2 separate regions of the Homo sapiens genome follow, and region 2 is linked to region 1. A link is a loop called in an ENCODE intact Hi-C map of the cell type or tissue named here. Cell type or tissue: natural killer cell. All regions are shown on one strand. Each heading gives the region's core, and the rest is flanking DNA. Links, peaks and the distances in the headings are about the cores only. Region 1 overlaps LOC102724977 (a long non-coding RNA gene). Region 2 has its middle 110 kb from the start of MIR5195.

Region 1 (8,339 bases), core at 288-8,287:
CTCACTCATGTCCACTCACACTCAATATCTCTATTTCCTCATGAATCACCTTTAAAAATAGCAACAAGGAAAACCCAGCTCAGCCCAAACTCCATCATGACTCTTCTGTGTTCAGTGCTGATCACCAAATGAAAACACCTGGGAATCCCAGGGCGGGGGCTCCTCTCCCAGAGCTGCGGAGTCAGGGCTGGGCTGGTTTTCATCAGGAGAGGGAGGGACCTATTTGCATGTCTCCTACTATATAGCAAGCTCTGGGGTGAGATGCCTGAGGAGAGGGCAGGGCCCAGGGCAGATGAGAGTGTCCTTGGGGATTTCGATGACAATGATTACATTTGGGAAAATGCTGTTTTATTGTGAAATTGTTGTGTGATAAACACTTAATAACTATCACATTTTTAATTATTTTTACCTATGTGTATAAATTATGTTATTTAGGAATCAGTGGTTTCTTCATGTACAGATGTAAAAGTGAACCCACACATGGAGGGGCTATGTATGTGTCTAAGGGCTTATATCTGGCATGAGTGAGTCCTAGTACCCGGGCCTATGCTCCTCACAGCTGGCCTCAGTTGCTCTTTTAACCAACTCTAGGACAGAGATAAACGGGCCTAGTGTGGTTTGCAGAATCCACTTCCTGCCACGACAACCTGTGTGATTTTGCTGCATTTACCTAAAAATACGGAGAAAACTAGGGGTCAGACAAATAAATTTTTAGGTATATTTGACATTTAACATATTTATTTGTTCCTTCCTATCACCCTCTTTTTGTCTAAAATTTCAGTTTTTTTGTAATAAATTTTATGAGGTTTAATTGACAGATAAGAAAATTCACATATTTATTCTGTACAATAGTAAACTTTGAAAAATAAAATCTCTATTTTTAAGAAGGTGACAAGTCAACTCCCCTCAGCATTCCTCTTGCTCTTTTATATTTTTTTGGTTTTTCTCCTTCCCTTCTTCTACCATTTCTTTATAAATCTACTGATGTTTTCACATGTCTTTTGACTAGCTTTTATATTCTAGAATTTATAAGAATGAAAAAATATAGTATATGCTCTTATGTATTTGGATTATTTTTCTCAATAGAAATACTGAGAATTAAATCTTTTATGTTGCATGTGTTTATTTCTTACAAATAATGGGTAGCATTTCAGCAAACAAATGTAGCATAATTTGTTTTTCTATTAAGTTACTAACTGGCATTTGAATTTTTCATTACTCTCTCTAAGTCTTACTAATAAATCTGCTACTCAGCTTGGTAACACACATAGATGATAAATTATATATAAGTTACATAAATATATTTTTTGCAACAACAGTAACAAGAGAATGTACAATTTGGCAAATTTTGTTTAGTATTTCAGATAATTGAAGTTATGAAATAAAAAACAAACCTGTAATCCAAAGAGTACCTGAGACTAATCTCAATAGATTTAGGAAGTTCGTATTCCAAGATTAAGGACATGGCAGTGACACCGCCTCAGGGAGTCCTGACGATATATGCCCAAGGTGGTGGGACACAGCTTGATTTTATGCAATTTAGGGAGACATGGGACAGTAATCAATATATGTAAGATGTACATTGGTTTGGTTCAGAAAGGCAGGACTTTCTGAAGTGGGGAGAGAGCGTCCAGATCACAGGTAGGTTTGAGACAAATGCTTGCATTCTCTTGAGTTTCTGATTAGCCTTTAACTGAATGCACAATTTACAGGAATAGTCACGTAGGCCTTAGTCTGGCTTAGCAAAACAATAGAGAAATGGTGGCAATCAGATAGGCATTTGACTTATGTGAGCAGAGAAATGACTCTGTCTGTTGTTGGTCCACAAGGTTTTTCCTTGTGGTCAAATTTTGAAGGAGGTATGTAGTTTTTTAAAACCTTAGTTTCACTCGTGTCCATGTGAAGAGACCACCAAACAGGCTTTGTGTGAGCAATAAAGCTGTTTATTTCACCTGGGGGCAGGCGGGCTGAGTCTGAAAAGAGAGTCAGCGAAGGGAGATAGGGGTGGGGCCGTTTTATAGGATTTGGGTAGGTAAAGGAAAAAGGGGGGTTGTTCTCTGGCGGGCAGGAGAGGGGGTCACAAGGTGCTCAGTAGGGGAGCTTTTGAGCCAGGATGAGCCAGGAGAAGGAATTTCACAAGATAGTATCATCAGTTAAGGCAGGAATAGGCCATTTTCACTTCTTTTGTGGTGGAATGTCATCCATTAAGGCAGGAACCGGCCATCTGGATGTGTATGTGCAGGTCACAGGGGATATGATGGCTTATCTTGGGCTCAGAGGCCTGACAGTTAGTAGCTATCATTTTAGGGAAAGAATGGAGGTGGGTTTGCCCCAAGCAGTTTTCAGCTTGACTTTTCCCTTTGGCTTAGTGATTTGGGGGTCCCAGAGATTTCTTTTCCTTTCACAAACATGGAAATCTTGGGAGAAACAAGTTCTTGTAGAGAGAAACAAAGCCATAGTGTTAGCTAAACTGAAGCAGAGGCTGCCATATGAAATACAGCCTATTACAAGATAAAGCTACAAACATGTGTTGGATTGCTTAAATTCCAGTGTGGTAAATGTGTTGTCATGTGAAATTCTCAGGAACCACATACTGAAGGGCACTGATAAAGTGAATTAAATGTGGCCCGAAAAGGACTCTGCACTTCTATGATTGAGTCCTTGTGGACAAACTGTAACCTTGTGGACAAACTTGTGGACAAACCTTGTCCTTGTGGACAAACTGTAACTGTAACATATAGAAAAAATATGAATTAAACTCAGTAGACTTCAAGCTATTGACATGTAAATTAGGTGGAATATTTCATAGCTAAAGACCTGATCTAGCATGAGAAATAACAGAGAGATGACACACGGAGAATGCAGCAGGGGGAAGCTGACATTCAAGTTCTGATGTTTGTTTACTGATATTTGTCCCCTAGCATGTCCAGCACTTCATGAGCACAGAACTCCTCTAATAGAGAAACAGCCTCTCACAGGACATGATCCTCAAAATGATCTCACCTACAAATGGATCACTAGCAACTTCAAACTTTTTTGGTTTTTGCCCTTTGCAAGTTGAACTACTGGCATGAGTGTGTCTCTCCATGTTTGCACACATTGAATTGATAAAATTAGTTTTGTTCTACATCTTCCAACTCTTAAGATATCTGAAAACTCTAAAATTTTCTCCTTTCAAATTTGGTTCTCATTGACTCATTGGGTTACATCAATGCTCTAAGTACGATGGGATATGGAAGACACATCGGTAGTTTTTGCTAAATTATTTATGTTTTATTTTATTTTATTTTCAAAAGTAAAGATGAAGCCTCACTATGTTTCACAGACTGATCTCAAACTCCTGGAAATCTTCCCACCTCAGCCTCCCAAATTTCTGGGATTATAGGTGTAAGCCACTGTGCCTGGACATTAATTACTTATTTTAACTTTTTAATTGCATTTTTGTTTTGAAATAAGTGTAATTCAGATGCTGGTAAAATTTTCTCCTCAGACTCCTCTGCAGCTGCTCCAGGGCTGACATCTGTGTTGAGTGGTTTCTGGGCCTGTCCTGCAGCTCTGCCCTCACCCGGCAGGGGAGGATGCTGTTTGGGCTCACAGAGCATATTCTCCCAATGTCGCTCCCCCAGAATGAAGGGGCTGTCCCCTGGTTCACAATCCTCTCTCAGCAGCATCTAATGCTTTCGAAATTGTCTCTCGAAACAGTGATTTAACATTACTGTACCCAGTAAACTGCAGGGGGAGCCCAAGCACAGATTCTTTGAAACCACCAGAGAGTCTGTTCCCTGGGACTGTCAGATGCAATGACACAGTCAAGATCCATGGTGAGTCCAGAAACTTTCAGAGAACTCATAGGAGCCTCTTATTTCTTTCAGAATTCTCTATTCAAAGATCACGCCAAATAGTATGTCCACAGAGAGAACTACATGGCTCAAAGCCCACAAAAATTAAAACACACGTGTACACACACACACACACACATGCACACACACATACACAGTGGGAAGGCTGAGCTTTATAGTAATTGACTCGTAATTTGGGATCTTTCCTAGTGTAAACCAAAGGTTTCCGAGACAGATCTCAATCAAATTAAAATTAATTTTGCCAAAGTTAGGGCATGCCTGGAATGAAAATACAAGTAATCACAGAAAAATTTGTGGTCAGTGCCGTTCCCCAAAGATGATTTTCAGGGCTTTCAATACAAAAAAGGGGGGAAAGCTGGATAGAGGGGAAAGAGGGACAGTATGAAAATTTACATGTTGTAATGAGAGAGAAGCACATAGGGAAACAGAAAAATTATGTAGTTCTCCTGAACTAAGTTAGCACTTTATATAAAGTAAAATGAACAAAGAGTAGCTATCTGTGAAGATATTTAACTTTTTATTTGTAGCTATTCTCTTAGGAATGAAAGGAAAATCAGTTTCTTGCATGGATCATCCTTTAGGATTTTCCCCCCTCATGACATAATGAATTGACAGCACAAGTTTTTATTTTCCTTTTATATTTTCCCCACCTGTTCCTTTTCAAAATCATTCAGAGGAAGCATTTTACAACCAAATGAGTTTCTGGTCTCCTGTTTTGTTTTATCTTTCATTGATAGAATGGATTACTCTTAGATAAACAGGTCCCATGTTGTTAAGATAGCTCATTGTTACCTACCTTTCAAATGTTGTGAAGTCTCACATCCCAATGATGAAAAAATAGTGGGAGAAAAAGGGAACTAAACATAGAAAATAAAGGAGGAAATAACCAACAAAAAGGGGAAACAATCCTGGAAAACTGATATAGGCTTTGGAACTCTGAAGGCTGTACATGAGTAGGATAAACAACAAATATCTGAGACAGGTCTCAGTCAATTTAGGAAGTTTATTAATATGGTTTGTCTGTGTCCCCATCCAAAACTCATTTTGAATTGTAGTCCCACATTTCCCATGTGTCATTGGAAGAACCCAGTGAGAAGTAATTGAATCATAGGGGCAGGTCTTTCCCATGATGAACTCATGATAGTGAATAAGTTTCATTAGATCTGATGGTTTTCTAAAGGGGAATTCATCTGCACAAGCTCTCTCTAGTCTTCCACCATGTAAGATGTCCCTTCCTTTTCTGACATGATTGCGAAGTGTCCCCAGCCACGTGGAAATGTGAGTCAATTAAAACTCTTTCCTTTATACGTTACCCAGTCTTGATTATGTTTTTATCAGCAGCAGGAGAACAGACTAATACATTTGTTTTGCCAAAGTTAAGAACCCAACCATAACCAGCCTCAGGAAGTCCTGAGACATGTGCACAAGGTGATTGAAGTACAGCTTGCTTTTATACATTTTACAGAGACATGAGACATCAGTCAATACATGTGAAATGTACATTTTTTTTTCCTGTAAGCCAGGACAAATGAAAATGGGGGCTTGCAGGTTAGAAGAAGATAAGAGACAATAGGTTGCATTCTTTTGTGTCATTTATTATCCTTCCACTGAATACACAATTTAGTCTGACTCAGTGAATCTTCATTTTTACATAAATTATAGTGGGGAGGAAGAAATCATATATGTATTTGTCTCAGGGGAGACTTAGAGGAATGCCTGCTTTCCTGCCTTTCTGAATCAACTGTTCTAAGTTTAAGTTTTTGTAGATGACCAAAAACAAAAAACAAAAACAAAAACAAAACAAGACAAGACATGAGTTACAAGGAAGAAATACTAAGAGATCCTGGGGAAGACCTTTGCTTTACAAGGTCAAAAAATAGCAAGTTCAAAAAGGAAACCCCACCCTGCCCAGGGACCTAATGTGGAGCTGCCTCCTAAGGGAACCGTGGTGTCTGAGCGACCCCTGCCGTCCTGAGCGCCCCCTGGTGGTTCTGAGCGCCCGCTGGTGGTTCTGAGCGCCCCCTGGTGTCCTGAGCACACTCTGCTGTTCTGAGCGCCCGCTGGTGGTTCTGAGCGCCCCCTGGTGTCCTGAGCACACTCTGCTGTTCTGAGCGCCCACTGGTGGTTCTGAGCGCCCCCTGGTGTCCTGAGCACACTCTGCTGTTCTGAGCGCCCGCTGGTGGTTCTGAGCGCCCCCTGGTGTCCTGAGCACACTCTGCTGTTCTGAGCTCCTGCTGGTGGTTCTGAGCGCCCCCTGGTGTCCTGAGCACACTCTGCTGTTCTGAGCTCCTGCTGGTGGTTCTGAGCGCCCCCTGGTGTCCTGAGCACACTCTGCTGTTCTGAGCGCCCCCTGGTTTAACTGAGTTCTCTCTGGTGTCCTGAGCATCTATCTCCTGGCGGGTTTGCTGTGCAGAAACTCCTTAGTTAATTAGGTCCCACTCATCTATTTGTGTTTTGGTTGAATTTGCTTTTGGATACTCAGCCAAAAATTATTCGTCAAAGTTGGGGTCGAGAAGAGTATTTCCTAGGTTGTCTTCAAGGATTTTTATGGTTTGAGGTCTTACATTTAAGTCTTTCATCAATTTTGAGTTAATTTTATGTATGTTGAAAGTAGACGTCCAGCTTCAATCTTCATCACATGGCTAGCCAGTTGTCCCAGCACCATTTATTGAACAGGGAGTCCCTTCCTTATTGCTTGTTTTCATCAGCCTTATCAAATATGAGATGATTGTAGGTGTGCAGCAACACACCACTCAGAATGGCTATCACGAAAAAGTCAAAAAACAATGAATGCTGGTGGGACTCTGGAGAAAAGAGAACACTTATACCCTGATGAGAAGAATATAAGTTAATCTTGCCCCTTTGGAAAGCAGACTGGAGATTTCTTAAAGAACTTAAAACAGAGATATCATTTTACCCAGCAATCCCACTCCTCAGTATACACTAAAAAGTAAGCAAATAATTCTTATTTGTGCGCACATTTGTCAGAAGCCCTCAAGCTGTACATTGAAAATCTAAGCATTTTTATGTTAATTTTATATCATAAAAATAGAAAATAGACAATGGTAGGAAAATATTTATATTGATATTAAAATCCTAATAAAATATATATGAAAATTCAAATAAAAAATGTAAATGTGATTACAATAATTATTAAAATGCATTCAGCTGTAGTGGAATTAAATCCAGGAAATTAGAAAGATAAAGGTGACATATTAAAATGAAAAATTAATAAACACATTTCACAGATAAGTAAAACATGGCTAAAAATATGTGGAACATTTTATATTATTAGTAATACAAAGTAAATAAACTCTTGATATAACATTTTGACCTGTTTTATCAGGATAAATGACTAATATTTTGTGTAAAATCACAACATGTAAACAATTAAAAATAACCAAAATCAATTATGAATTACTCTAATAATTTATATTTAGTTCATCATTAATTTTGATTCTTCAGGACATGTTTTTAGAATTATTTTATCTTAATGTTTAATATGAATGCCTACACATATATGCATAGGTCTGTGTATTTGTACATCTTTTTTTCTTTCTTTCTTTTTATTTATTTAGTTTTTTGAGATGGAGTCTCAGTTGCCCGGCTGGAGTGCAGTGGCGCGATCACGGCTCATTGCAACCTCCGCCTTCTGGGTTCAAGCAGTACTTCTGCCTCAGCTTCCCAAGCTGGGGTTACAGGCACAGACCACCATGTCTTGCCGATACATATTTCTATGTTTATAAATTTATGTCCCTATAGCTATGTAGTTGCTGATGTCAACAAATGTTAATAAAACTCTGGAAGAATCAGTGCAAATAATTAGGAATATTTATATCTTCAAAGTACATATTTAAAATGTACTTATATATAATTTTAATAATTACTAAAATTTAAATACTAACGATAATAAAGTCATAATAAATACAAGTGATAAAATGTCACAGCCTAGAATGCTGCAGAGTCCTGCAAATACAAACCTGACTTCTCCAGCTGATGAGAAAGGAAAACTACCCCAGCATCTGCTCCTGGGACCTGTCCTGTCCTCAGTGGGTTTTGACCGCCCCCGGTGGCCCCGCGCGCCCCTGCAGGGAGGTTTGTGTCTGGGCTCACACTGACCTCCCCTCACTGTGTCTCTGGTATAGTAATACACGGCCGTGTCCTCGGTTTTCAGGCTGTTCATTTGCAGATAGGCGATGCTTTTGGAATCATCGCTTGAGATGGTGAATCTGCCTTTCACAGACGCGGCGTATTCTGTTGTTCCACGATTAGTTTTGTTTTTAGTGAAACCTACCCACTCCAGCCCCTTTCCTGGAGCCCGGCAGATCCACTGCATGCAGTAGTTAACAGAAGGTGAATCCAGAGGCTGCACAGGAGAGTCTCAGGGACCCCCCAGGCTGTACCAAGCCTCCCCCAGACTCCACCAGCTGCACCTCACACTGGACACCTCCAGAGACATCGTGATCAGAAACTGCCACA
Region 2 (8,339 bases), core at 274-8,273, 76 kb after region 1:
TAGCAGAATTTTTAAAAATATTAAACAAACATGTACTTCATGAAAATCAAGTTGATCTCTTTTTATATATATTTTTAGATGTGGTTTCTATTCAGGTCTTTGCCCATTTTAAAATTAAATGTTGTGGTTTTATTGTTGTTCAATTGTAAGTTAATTTGTATATTTGTGATAAAATCCCTTTTCCAAATAACGGATTTGCAAGGAAATTCTCCAAATCTATAGCTTACCTTTTCACTCTTATGTAAGGGTTTATTTTCAAAGGCATAGGTTAGTTTATCCATATATGAAAAGAGGATAATTGTAATTCTACATTCTTAGAATCATTAGAATAATGTTGGTTAAAATAATCCCTGTATCCAGCACTTTGTAAGTTTTGGTATAATACCAGTGAGAAAAATTTATAGAGTGTTCTGCGAAGGCCAGAAATCAGAAGGTGATAAAGTGACAATCGTATTTGAATAATCCGGAGATATGAAGTGTATTGGGTATTCATCTCCTTCTATTTGTCTATGAAGAGAAAATGGATAGATGACATCTCCATGTGAAATGGGACACATAGTTTTTAAGATGATTCTGAAGGAAAGTTGCTAATACAATCTCTCAGGTGATGTTCCAACACAGGCTGTGGAGGGGATGGTGGCCGCCGGTGGTTGCTGTGGCCACTATTTTGTCCATGAGAGACATTAGACTGTGATGTACCACATGCAGGCGAGTTTCTTAATCTCAGATAAGGGGAGAACATGAGAACACAGAACACGGGAAAATTGAAGATCTCACTACATCAACCACATTCCACTGAGGAGAACTTGTCACTGAGAGACCCGGGGATGCTCAGGGAATGGAGAGGACTTTGGGGGATGTTATCCATGAAAGAACCGATCCAACTTCGTTGACTTCCCCATGGAAGGAGTGTTTATATGTTTATTCACAGAGAATGGTGGCTTATGTCAGGATTCCCACAGGTTTCAGAAATGGTTCTAATAACAAATGTCATACTTTGTTTAGAATTGATTTATTTTTTATAATTTATTTTCCCCCTCTAGGCAGCACCACAGAAGAATGTTCTCAGAATCCTTCCTGATCTTCTATGAGTTTCTGGTGTAGCTCCTGGAGGAAAAGGCTGTGTGGGAGGGAGCCCTCCTCATGTGCAGCCCTGAGGCAGTCCCGTCAGCTCACCCACCACTGCCCTTCAGTCACTTCCTGAACACTTATGAGTTAACCTTCCTGAAACGTGATATTTGGCAGTGTCTTTCCCAGGTAATAAAATACTTCCATTCTGTTTATCCCTGCAGGCCCCTGTCCCTTTCTGGAGCATGGGTTGCAGTTGAGTGTGTGCTAGTGGATAATCAGTGGGAGAAGGTTTGTGTACATCTTGTCATCTTCCAGAGTGCACCCCTCATGGGGTGGACACTGACAAGCACGCAGATATGCTTGCTCAGCTGAAGGATGACAGACGTTTTTGTAACCTGTGACCCAATCAGGCTCAGGCCTCTGGCTAAAGTGTAGTCAGCAAAGGGTACAGTGCCCAACCCTGAGAGCTCCTTCCACGTGCCAAACCACTTTGTAAAGGAAGCTTTGTTTTTCCTGCCTGGATCTCATGCATGTGTTTGCATTTTCTGCCCAAAGTGCTTTATCCAGAAACACCCACAAGATCTTACAGTGTTTTGAATCCGACTGAAGGGCATTATTCACGAAAGCCCTCATGACCAAAGTCTCCACTTCTCATTAAAGGACATTAATTATAGGATTCAGCAGAAGCCACTGGCCTTTTAGTTGCACAGACCTGCCTCTACACCAGTGGTCCCCAACCTTTTTGCCACCAGGGAACAGTTTCATGGATGACAATTTTTCCATGGATGAGGGAGGCAGGTGGTTATGGGATGAACCTGTTCCACCTGCAATCATCAGGCATTAGATTCTCATAGGGAGCGGTCGCCCTAGATCCCTTGCATGCACAGTTCACAATAGAATTTGGCTCCTAGGAAAATCTAATGCGCAGCTGATCTGACAGGAGGCGGAGCTCAGGCAGTGATGCTCACCCCCTGTTCATCTCCTGCTGTGCAGCCTGCTTTCTATCAGGCTGCTGACCAGTACGGGTTCACTGCCTAGGGGTTGGAGACCCCTGCCGTAAGTGCTTGGAGACCTTATCCTCTTGGTAGGGGCATATAAAACCAGGAGTCAGACGAGCTCTAAACCGCTGTACATTTTATGGACTCTTGAGGAGATCCCCTGCTGTAAATTCTTGGAGACCTTACCTTCTGGAAAGGGGCATAGAAAACCAGGAGTTAGTTGAGCTCTAAATCAATGTACATTTTATGGATTCTTGAGGAAACAGTGCAAAGAGGATCATCCCCACTCACTTTCCCTCTACCTGGCATCATTTCCTGTAACCCACTAGAAGAACCTGGGGTGCTTCAAGGTAATTTAGGCTTGTTATACCAGGGGCCACCAGGAAAGGAAACAATCAAGGTGTCCATGTGGGTTCATCTGTTGCAAGTTATTTATTACTTCAGCGCAGGGTGTTGATCATGGAGAAGTCTGTGCATGTCTTGGGCAGGAGTACATGGGAATGCTGTTTATTCTACTCAAATTTGCTGCAATCCTAAAAATGTTTTAAAATAAAATTAATGTAAAAGGAGTGGCAAAGACATTTTGTTAGAAATGTTGGTCACTTTTTAGAAATTATATTTAGTCTTACCATGTGATCAAGCAATCCTGCTCCAAATGATTTATCCATTCGATTTTAAAATTTATGTCCTCACAAAGGAATGTTTGCATCCACTCCATTGATTGCTGCCTTTCCCACTCTGTGAATGTTACTTACAGGGTGAAAGTTGAAAAGATTATTTCCTATATAATTGGAATGTATACATCTTTCTATTTCTACTTTTACTCTGTGACTTAACCCATCTTCTAAACACTTTAAACCTCATAAATGCTGTCATCTTTTCAGCCCCAGCACAGCTGCCTCCTTCCTCAGGGTTTCTGACACTCTCAGCATGTGGGTTTTCACACTGTGTCTGTTGCACAGTAATACACGGCCGTGTCCTCAGATCTCAGGCTGCTCAGCTCCATGTAGGCTGTGTCTGTAGACGTGTCCGCGGTTATGGTGACTCTGCCCTGGAACTTCTCTGCGTATATTGTTTCACCATCTTCAGGATCAACAAGTCCCATCCACTCAAGCCCTTTTCCAGGGGCCTGTTGCACCCAGTGCATGTAGTAGTCGGTGAAGGTGTATCCAGAAACCTTGCAGGAGATTTTCACTGTAGCCCCAGGCTTCTTCACCTCAGCCCCAGACTGTACCAGCTGGACCTCGGCGTGGGTGCCTGTGGAGAAGAGAAAGGAGTGGATGAGACACCACTTAACTGGACCCAGTCCCCTCATCAGCCCTGGAACTAAGGATTCTCTTACCTGTAGCTGCTGCCACCAAGAGGAGGATCCTCCAGGTGCAGTCCATGGTGAGGTGCTGCTCTCTGGGGGCTTCTGTAGGGGAGGGATGTGGCTGTTGTGTGATGCTCTCTGGGCAAGGACAGATCTGTATTTACCTCGGTAGACACCACTGCATTTGCATATTCATGAGGCAGGTATTTCATAGCTTAGGCCACCCCACCCTGGGGAAGAAGATAGGTGACACACGGACCATGCCACAGTGGGACACTGAGCTCCCTGCCCTGAACTTTGTTTAATGATATTTGTCCTCTGACACACTTAGAAGTCCATGAAGACAGAACTCCTCTTACAGAAACCCAGAATCTCACAGGGCATTGTCCTCACTGTGATTTCTTGTTCCTATGGCTCACTGACAATCTGAACTTTTCCTGGGCCTTGCCCTCTGCACATCTAACTTCTGGGATGAGTGTGTCTCCGGAGAGTAACACCCATTGAATTAATAAAACCACCCCTCAATTCCTAACTATAAATACATTTGAAAGGCCTAGACATTTCTCCTTTTAAATGTGTTTTGCGTTAAGTTATTGGGTTTGGTAGCCTCTGTGTATGCAAGAGAATACTAAAGACACATCAGTACTTGCTAAATTCTTATTTAAATTTTATGTCATTATGGCTTTGAAATAAGGAATATTCAATCCCTGAGAGAAAACCCCTCCACAGCCTCCTGTGCACCTGCTCCAGAGCTGGATCCTGTGCTGGGTGCATCCTGAGCGCCCCCTGCAGCTCAGCTCCTGCCCTGCAGGGAAGTTCTTTTCTGGGCTCACAGAGCATTTTTCTCCCAGCATCTCAAGCCCAGTATGACCTGGCTGTGCCCTGGCTAAGAATGCTCCTTCAGTGACAGCAACTACTTCTCACATCACTTCTTACACTAGAAAATAGACCTTAGGAAACCTAACATATCCCACAGGGAGACCTTGGCACAGGAAGCAAGGAATCACTAAATCCACCAGGGAGCCCCTTCCCTGGAGCTCCAGATGCACTGATATGGTCCAGACACATGGCGAGTCCAGGAACTGATGGGGACTTTGGGGCAGCCTCTTTTTTTTTTTTCTTTAGGATTCTGTGGTCGAAGTTTACATCAGATTATCACTTTACGCACACACCTTATGTTTCAAGGTCCACCCCCCACCTACCCCCCCCACACACACTCACGGTGGCATATTTGCACAGTAACAAGCCTCCAATTTGCTCTCCTTCCTAGTGTCTTGCCAATGAAAAGTGCTTCCAACACTGGCGTTGGAACTGGGGTTCTGCAAGCCCCCTGTTGCCCTGAGCATGCCCTGCTGGTCATGAGCGCCCCCTGGTGTCCTGAGTACCACCTGGTGGTTCTGAGCTCCCCCTGGTGTCCAGAGCGCCCCCTGGTTTCCTGAGTGACCCTTGGTGGTTCTGAGAGCCCCCTGGTGATCCTGAGCAATGCCCCCTACAACACACACCATGTCCTGAGCGCACCCTGCTCTGCTGAGCACCCTCTGCTGTCCTGAGTGCCCCCTGGTGTCCTAAGCACCATTTATCACAAAGTCCTCTCTTGTCTCCCTGCAGGGAGGTTTCCGTCTGGACTCACAGAAATGTCCCTCGCTGTATCTCTCACAGTAATACACTGCCTACCCCTGTGAGAGCCCCCTCAGCTTCCAAGTAGATTATTTTAAGGGAGACTGTGCTGGTAATTGGTGTCCCTGGGAATTGTGAATCTTTATTGTGCTGATGCAGAATATCACTGAGAACTTCCACTTGAATCAATCACTGTTACCACCCTCTCCAGCCTCTGTCCCCCAGCCATCTGGACTCAATTCATGCTGTAGTCAGTGAAGGTGAATCTTGATGCTTTGCAGAAGAGGCTAAGAAAACAGCCAGGCTGTTTTGCCAAAGATAAAAATATAGATCCAGTAAACATTTGAGGTTTCCCAGGAAGGTGGGGAGAAGGTGTGTGGATTAGGTGAAACACATTTTTTAATCACAATGAAGCTATCTTTTTTTTTTGAGACAGAGTCTCACTCTGCCACCCAGGCTGGAGTGTGGTGGTGCGATCTGTGCTCACAGCAACCTCCACCTCCTGGGTTCGTGCCATTCTCCTGCCTCAGCCTCCTGAGTATTTGGGACTACAGGTGCCTGCCACCACGCCTGGCTAATTTTTGTATTTTTAGTAGAGATGGGGTTTCATTGTGTTAGCCAGGATGGTCTCGATCTCCTGACCTCGTGACCCGCCCACCTTGGCCTCCCAAAGTGCTGGGATTACAGGTGTGAGCCACCATGCCCGGCCAATGAAACTATTTTTATGATATTCAATGATGGACACATGGCATAAAGAATTTCTGAAAACTCATATTTTTTGAGACAAAGTGTTAACCTAAATGCATACAACTTCGAAAGTATTTAGCAGGTCATGAAACACAAAAAAAGACAGCTGTATAAAAATATCTAACAACAATCAGAAGGTTTGAACTAATTACCCTGAAGAAGGTGGGGCATAAATATTGGACACAAGAAACTTGGAAAGAATTTGATGTTGCGATTGTAAAATATAAATAAGCTCCACATAAGCACTGTATTCTAGTTGATAAACATATTTTCAACAAGGGTCAGTTTAACAATCCTAAAGACGATTTGTGTATTTTGAAATTGTGCACTAAGTAAATTAATGTCATATGGTAGGAGAGGTTTTCTCATTTTGGAGTGTGGGATTATGGACAAGCAGAGAAAGAAGGCTATGAATGTCTATGTGGATGACAGTAGTGTGTAAAAGCCAGTGTGTTCTTAGGTTTAATGTAATATAGTTACAGAATATTAGACACATAAACACTTAAATTTTGAATCTTTGTGGGTAAATAGTACATGTATATTTTTATGGGGTACAGAACTCTGAATCAGCATGAACTGCATAATAATCACATTATGAAGAATAGTTTATACATCCTCTCAAGCATTAATAGAGTTACCAACATTCCATTCATAAACTTTTATTTTAAAATCTATAATTAAGTTATTGAGGACTATACTTATTCTGTTGTGTTATCAAATATTATGTGTTATTTATTATTTCTAATCACCTTTTCTACCCATTGACCATCCCCAATAATCCCCATCTAGCATAGACCTTCCCAGCTTCTGGGGACCATCTTTTCCCTCTCTATCTCCACGAGTTCAATTGTCTTAATTTTTAGCTTTCACAAACAAATGGGAACATGTGAATTTCGTCTTTCTCTTCTGGGCTCATTTCAATTAATATAATGAACTCCAGTTTCATCCATGTTGTTGCAAATGATAAAATCTCATTTTTTTATGGCATAATATTAACCCATATCCTATATGTACCATATTTTATTTATCCATTCATGTGTTAATCGGCACATAGGTTGCTTTCAAATTTTGACTGTTGTGAACAGTGCTTTAACAGCGCTATTACAGACATGGTAGTGCAAAAACATTTCCTTTTTAGGGGTATATACCAGCAGCAGGATTGCCAGATTATAATGATAACTATCGTCAGGTTTTGAGGAAACTCTAAGCTGTTCTCTATAGCGGTTGTACTAATTTAAATGCTCAACAGTTTATGAGTGTTCCCATTTCTCCACAGCCTCCCAGGATCCTGATGTGGAGCTGCTTTCTAAGAGATTCTTCCTGTTCTGAGTGCCCACTGGTGTTCTGAGCGCCCCCTGGTGTCCTGAGCGTCCCCTCGTGGTCCTGAGCTTCCTTCCCCTCGCGGTTCAGAGCGTCCCTTGGTTGCCTCAGCGCCCCCTGGTGGCTCCAGCACGCTGACATGTCCTGAGGTCCTCCTGGTGGCCCTGAGGGCTCCCTGGTGGTCCTGAATGCCCTCTGGTGCCCTAAGAGCCCCCTGGTGGTTCTGAGCGTCCCCCGCTGTATCCTGAGTGACCCCCTGGTGTCCTGAGCGCCCCCAGCTGTATCCTGAGGGCCCCCTTGTGTTGAGTGCCCGCTGGTGCTTCTGAGCAGCATCTATCATGCAGTTCCCTCCTGTCTCTGCAGATTTTTGTGTCTGGGCTCGTGCAGATAATCCCTCTCCTGTGAACCTCACAGTATTACACAACCTTGTCCTTGGCATTCAGGTTAGTCATTGTAAGGTAGAGTGCACGTGAAAGGGTGTCGCTGGACCAGTTAATTTATTTGTACTCATGAAGAGTAACCCTGAGCACTCCCACTTGCTGACTCACTGTTGCCAGCCACCACAATCCCTGTTGTGAAGCCTGCTAGACCAACCTCAGGCTGTTGCCAGCAAAGGTGAATCCAGCCACTTTGCATGAAAGTCTCAGTGAATCACTGGGCTGTACAACGTTTACCCCTCTGACTCCACCACTGAACTTCATACAGGACTTCTATGAACACAGAGGAAATAGACTGAGAACAACCCTATGAGCAGCCACAGCTGGACCTGATTTACAAGGGACACTAATATTGAGGGTGATGAGAAGGGAAACCCAGATCAGTGCAGACTCCATAGTGTGAACACTGAAGAAAGACACAGATATGGGGTGGCTCCTCACCAGGGCCTGAAGGAACAGGGGATGAGCTGCCTTTCATGAGGAGGGGATGGGACATATTTCCACGTCTTTCTCTTTGTGGTCGTAGGTGCACCACTCAGCGTTGCTCATCCATCCTCTGTGTCTCCATTTCAGGGAAGGCAGAGTCAAATGATTCCTGCATCTGGATGCACAGGGTTAATCTGCCCATTGCTCTTTCTTATTCTCTAATGTGGACACTGTTCAGGTATCTTCATGTGAGCAAACATTGTCAACAAATTAGTCCAGTAAGAACATAAGAAATACATTTCCAGAGAAAATGGAAATCTGACTGTAATCAGTGCATTTATAGCTGCAAACGACTGTTTCTGACAATGAGAAGAAGTTATGTTACAATGGACAAAATGCAGATCCACAGGT

What was found. Peaks named below come from ENCODE experiments on the same cell type or tissue, not always from the same donor. Only the 100,000 strongest peaks of a DNase experiment are listed, where the experiment ranks them.
Region 2: a loop joins it to region 1, with 9 times the contacts of the local background. A loop is called at or near these places in 5 of 110 quality-filtered maps.

What each region holds. Positions count from the first base shown.
Region 1 is chr14:106,658,084-106,666,422 of GRCh38, forward strand. LOC102724977 (a long non-coding RNA gene) reads left to right here. Exons shown (of 2, transcript XR_001751026.1): 2 at 8,214-8,312. It also overlaps IGH, IGHV3-64 and the pseudogene IGHV3-65. Among named protein-coding and RNA genes, the nearest start is that of LINC00221, 180 kb to the left of the region's middle. In natural killer cell, for the core only: CTCF peaks have their summits at 3,739 (motif pointing right), 6,158 (motif pointing left) and 7,894; DNase peaks (open chromatin) are centred at 3,738, 5,188, 5,828 and 6,246.
Region 2 is chr14:106,734,091-106,742,429 of GRCh38, forward strand. It overlaps IGH and IGHV1-69-2. Among named protein-coding and RNA genes, the nearest start is that of MIR5195, 110 kb to the right of the region's middle. In natural killer cell, for the core only: CTCF peaks have their summits at 4,199 (motif pointing left), 4,400, 7,194 (motif pointing left) and 7,394 (motif pointing left); DNase peaks (open chromatin) are centred at 3,051, 4,161 and 7,189; H3K4me3 peaks cover 1,608 bases; H3K27ac peaks cover 2,176 bases.